Regions from separate parts of the Mus musculus genome. Here region 1 is linked to region 2. A link is a loop called in an ENCODE intact Hi-C map of the cell type or tissue named here. Cell type or tissue: left cerebral cortex. All regions are shown on one strand.

What was found. Hi-C counts contacts between places; a loop is a spot of excess contacts. Peaks named below come from ENCODE experiments on the same cell type or tissue, not always from the same donor. Only the 100,000 strongest peaks of a DNase experiment are listed, where the experiment ranks them.
Region 1: a loop joins it to region 2, with 3 times the contacts of the local background. A loop is called at or near these places in 3 of 42 quality-filtered maps.

Annotation. Positions count from the first base shown.
Region 1 is chr19:52,727,777-52,730,276 of GRCm38, forward strand. No RefSeq gene overlaps it. Among named protein-coding and RNA genes, the nearest start is that of AA387883, 190 kb to the right of the region's middle. In left cerebral cortex, no CTCF peak of the experiment used is centred here; a DNase peak (open chromatin) is centred at 969.
Region 2 is chr19:52,974,809-52,977,308 of GRCm38, forward strand. It overlaps a transcript of Xpnpep1 not described here. Among named protein-coding and RNA genes, the nearest start is that of Gm41861, 29 kb to the left of the region's middle. In left cerebral cortex, CTCF peaks have their summits at 1,221 (motif pointing left) and 2,399 (motif pointing left); a DNase peak (open chromatin) is centred at 1,207.

The DNA of each region.
Region 1 (2,500 bases), 250 kb before region 2:
TGGAATAAATGTCAACAATGAACCCCTGTGAGATGCACTCAAAATACAGCCAAACAACAGAAAATATTATTTAGAATGTCCGTGTTTTGCCTTTGTGTAAAATGTGCCTTTTCAGAGTTTTTAGGAATGCAGACTCAACTCAGAGCATTTGTTGATGAATAAGTCATAGTTCCATGACCTTTGTTCATGGTGAGAAGCTATGTGACTTTTCCTAAGGTCACTATTATTTCAGGGAAGCCCAGTGGCCCTCTACTTCTTATGCTTTCTAGATGCTTGGTCTCAGTATCTCTTTATTTCAGAAGCCAATTAGATTGGGTGGGATGGATCTTCTTTCTAAGCGATACCTGGTTATGACCCTGCTATGCAAAATTTACCAGAGGACTCTAGGCAATGCATTCATGTTATAGAAGGTTCATTGCACCCAGCTTCTAAATGCCACCTGAGCCTGGATGCTGCAGTGGCCATATGTGTTAACTGCTGCTCACATGGGTCAGAAGGGAGCAGCATAAACAGCCCTCCCGTGTCGTCCTAGCTCTCAGACCTTCCTCTTAAGGAGTAAAATCACGCCACTTCCCTTTCCTTTTACTTAATAGAAATATTTGTTGCCACTGGGAGACATTCCTGTGGCAGTCATCTAGCATGGTCTTCCATTTCCCGTGGCCCCTGTTGCATTCCTAATCTACCTGGGAAGTGATTTGTGTCATTTTGGTTGTTCACCTGCTCACTTCATCTTCCATCTACATGTTGATTGGCAGAAGTGAAATATTTACTGTTTCCATCTACTCTTGATTTAAAAGTTTATTGGCTTTTGGGAGCAAACAGGAATAGCAATTTACAGGAAACATTGAGAACAGAATACTAAAGATCTGCAAAGGAAGAAACACACACAGCCTCAGAAAAAAAATTTCCATGACTCAAAGAAACAGAGCAGCTCTGCGGGGAATTCTCCAAAACCTGAAGGCTGAATCACACGGACGCTCTCTGGAAGGAAAGGGGGCAGAAAATACATCGGCTTCATCCTGTCTACCTATCACCTTTTTGGAGGATAGGAATTAATTCATTCTGACTTGACAGACAGCAAGTGGGGAGTCATGTAGCATGTTCAGTCAGCCGCAGTGACATAGGAAAGACACAGCCGAGTAAAAGAGCGAAGACCATTCATTTTCTCAGGCCTAGGGCTTATGCAAATGATAAAGAAGCCTTTAACAATGCTTTCTCTCGGTGTGATGAACACATAGTAAGTCATGTATGTGCTTTATTTCTGGGGGTTCCCCAGGCCCTGCTAGCCTGTGTTAAGGACCTTTCCTACTCTGAGGACTATTTCCCAACTCCGAAATCCATGAAGTTTTGGTATAGTAGAGATGACAATTGATTTAAAGTCACTCATGTACTAACATCCCCAACCTACCTAGTATTAAGAATAGATAGTATATACTTAACTCTCATACTTATACAATGTGAATTCACAGACGTATAAAACCACACTAAAACCAAAATGAGAATTCTACATTGCCTTAAATTTTTTTAATTCTTTGAGATTTTCATGTGTGTGTGTGTGTGTGTGTGTGTGTGTGTGTGTGTGTGTGTTTCCCTGAATGTGTATCTGTGTGCCACATGCATGCAGTGCCTGTGGAGGCCAGAAGAGGATAGTGGAGGGAGCTTCAACCCCAGACATCTCAAACATGGGGATAACAGGTATTGGCTCCCCTCCACTCCAGGCATGCAACATGGTGCTATAAGGCTGGCTCCCCAACCATTAACCCTAGTAAGAACGTATCACCCTGACAGTTATCAGGCTCTACTCCTTGTCTGATCTTATAAGGTTGCCCACTCACACACTCTACAGACCCTGAGTGTGTAGATGAAACATCTTCAAACACCCTTGTCCTGGCCAATGATACACGGCCCCACAAACCCTGCCCCAGAGACCGTAGCCACATCCCAAGGGCATAAATACCACTTTCTTCTCCCTCCCCCAATAAATTAACCAGCCATCCAAAGCTGTTCCTGGGTATGTTTATCACCCACACTCTATTCACCAACCAAGATCCCGCACTGCACCCACTCACACCCAGCTATGCCTGCCTCCCTCCAGTCCAGCCCGGTGTTCAACAGGCCTGGCTACCTCAAGGGAGAGGCAGACACAGGTTGGCAGGCTCCCCTGGGACTGGAGTTACAGGCAGTTGTAAGGCACTATGGTGCTGGAAACGCTAGAAGATTAACCGCCAACCCCAAATAGTTGCCCATTTCACTGGTATGTAAAAATCTCTGTAACAATGTAAATGAAATAAATACCCAGTTAAAAAAAAAAAGAAAAAATCTCTGTACCTAGATATCATTACCTTAGTACATGTTTTTAAAAATTAGCTAGTGCGTGGAACACACATGCAAGAGGGGGAAAAAAGATCAGAATAGCTCTTAGTTTAAAATACCAAGTTGGTATAGAAGTACAGGAGAGGAGAGATCAAGCCAATTCACCTGTGCTCAGTCTTTCTTTACT
Region 2 (2,500 bases):
AAAGCTGACCTTGGACAAGAAAGAATTCAGATGTCTAAATGTTCTTTCTTAGAACGGGCACCACACCAGGAGGACCAGAGTGGCGGAGACAACTCAGGATCAGCTTGATGAAGGCTGGGCATGGTCCTGGGGCCTAGGTGGGAACAGTTCTAAAGATAGATACGAGAGCCAAGGAAACTCTTTGGGCACTAAAGAGGTGGGCATGGGGTGAGCAGAGCCAGGATGTCATGGCAGCAAGGCCAAGATTAAAGACAGTGGCTGATCATAGAACGAAGGCAACCCACTGGGTGGCTGAGGTCTCAACAAAGAATTATGATTTTGTGGGGTTTAAACCCAAGGCTGCCGAGGGAAAAGCACACAGCAAAAATACAGAAACGGACTGGGGGTGGGCTCTGGGGAAGTACCTCAGTGATTAAGAGCCCTTGCTGCTCTTGCAGAAGTCCAGAGTTCAGTTCCCAGCACACATATCAGGCAGCTCACAGCTCCCAGCTCCCTGTATCTCCATCTCCAAGAGACCCAACACCCTCTCCTGGGTCCCAAAGGCACCTGCATAGCTTTATGTAAAGGGGAGATGGTAAGACAGAAAACACTCTCTTCTTCCGTTGCAGGGAATGGAGGCCACCCCGGGTGTCCCATTAGTCTCAGGGGAAAGCAGAAAGATGATATTGTTGATGGTGACAATAAAAGGGGGCAGGAAGCAACGTTGTCCGACTTTCCATCATGGTGACGGCCACACCCAGAGCCAAAGATGGTCTGTCCTCCCCGCTAAACAGATTCATCCGTTACTGGGGCAAATCCAAGTCAAATGAAGTGTCAGTGTGAGAAAGCACCAAGACCCAGCCAGGGCATACTAGAGAGGTTCTACAGTCGCTGCCCAGGGACAGTTTACACCATAAGCCATGTACCACAGCTGACACGCACTGAGACCAGCCCAGTGTGATCTCTGTTCCCATCATACTACGCGCGAGGCTCACCTGAGCCAGCGCTCCAGTCCAGGTTGTTAAGTGAGCTCTCCTCTCCTCCTGCCTACAATCTCGGACTGCGTACACTGAGCTTTCAAGGGACATTGAGTGGCAGCCATGTGACAGTCCCTGTGTCAGAAGAGATCTCCTGGGGTCCTCCTAGGGTCCCACAGAGTTTCTGTAATTCACCTCTTTCCAGACCTGCCGGGAGTCTCTGCTCACTCCAAAGAACCACACTGCCACCTGCTGGCAAAACACGTAGGTGCCTGAGAGGCTAGGAAATTCCCAGTGTCTGTCTCTCTTTGGGCATGACATCTTGACCCGGGAAGGTTTACCCTATACACTGCGGGAAAACAGCGCCCTGTTCACTTTGGCTTTCCTGCACCTCCTGGGCTTTCTTCTCTTGTTGAGAAAGGTGTGGCTTCCACCACCCAACCCCGCGCTCAGGGCATTTAGTGAAGGAAAGAGCCTGGCATACAACTCATCCCTTCTCCAAGAAGACGCACTATACAACAAAACACCACAGCACAGCACACAAGGGCAGCCTTAGTCAAATGCTCTATTGCAAAGGTTTTTATGTTTGTTTCACATGTTAGTAAGTCGGGACGCAACTTGCTGTCAGGATGACGCCAGGTGAAAACCTTTGATATCTGAGAATGTCAAGAAAGCACCATTGTGCTGGTCAATAGGTAGATGGCACAGTATGTGAACTACATCTCAGTAATGCTGGAATGACATTTTTTTTTAATGTCTCAGGTTGGGTTGAAAGACATGGGTGTGGACTGGTGAGATGGCTCAGTGGTTAAGAACACCAACTGCTCTTTGGAAGGTCCTGAGTGCAAATCCCAACAACCACATGGTGGCTCACAGCCATTCGTAATGAGATCTGACACCCTCTTCTGGTGTGTCTGAAGGCAGCTACATACTATATCACATACTATAATAAATTTTTTTTAAACTTAAAAAAAAAAGACATGGGTGTGCGCAAGGCTCTAGTCCACAATAACATGATCTACAGATTATTTCCTTATTGGGGCCTCACAATCAATCAGGAGATGGGACCACTAATCTCCATAGGGAACAGGGGACTCAAAGGTTTGTGCTGCCCAATGGCACACTGTGTATGGCACGGCTCATACACAGTGAGATCTGCCCTGGAACATGTTCCGAATCGCTGCAATTCTCTCTCGCTATGCACTTGCTATGATTATCATGAAACACTTCGATCAAATTTTCTCTAGTAAGAGGAAAATAAAATTTTCTCTTTTGAGTTAAAAAATATATATATATTGGGACAGGGAGCTGGAGAGTTGGCTCAGCAGTTAAGAGCATCTGCTGCTGTTGCAGAGGATTCTGGTTTTAGCCCCCACATGGTGGCTCACAAACATCTGTGACACCAGTCCCAGGGGATCTGATGCCCTCTTCTGGTCTCCTCAGGCACCAAGCATACATGTGGTACACATACAAACATGCAAACAAAATATTCATACACTTAAAATAACAACATAAGTTTAATTTAAAAATAAATATTAGAACTG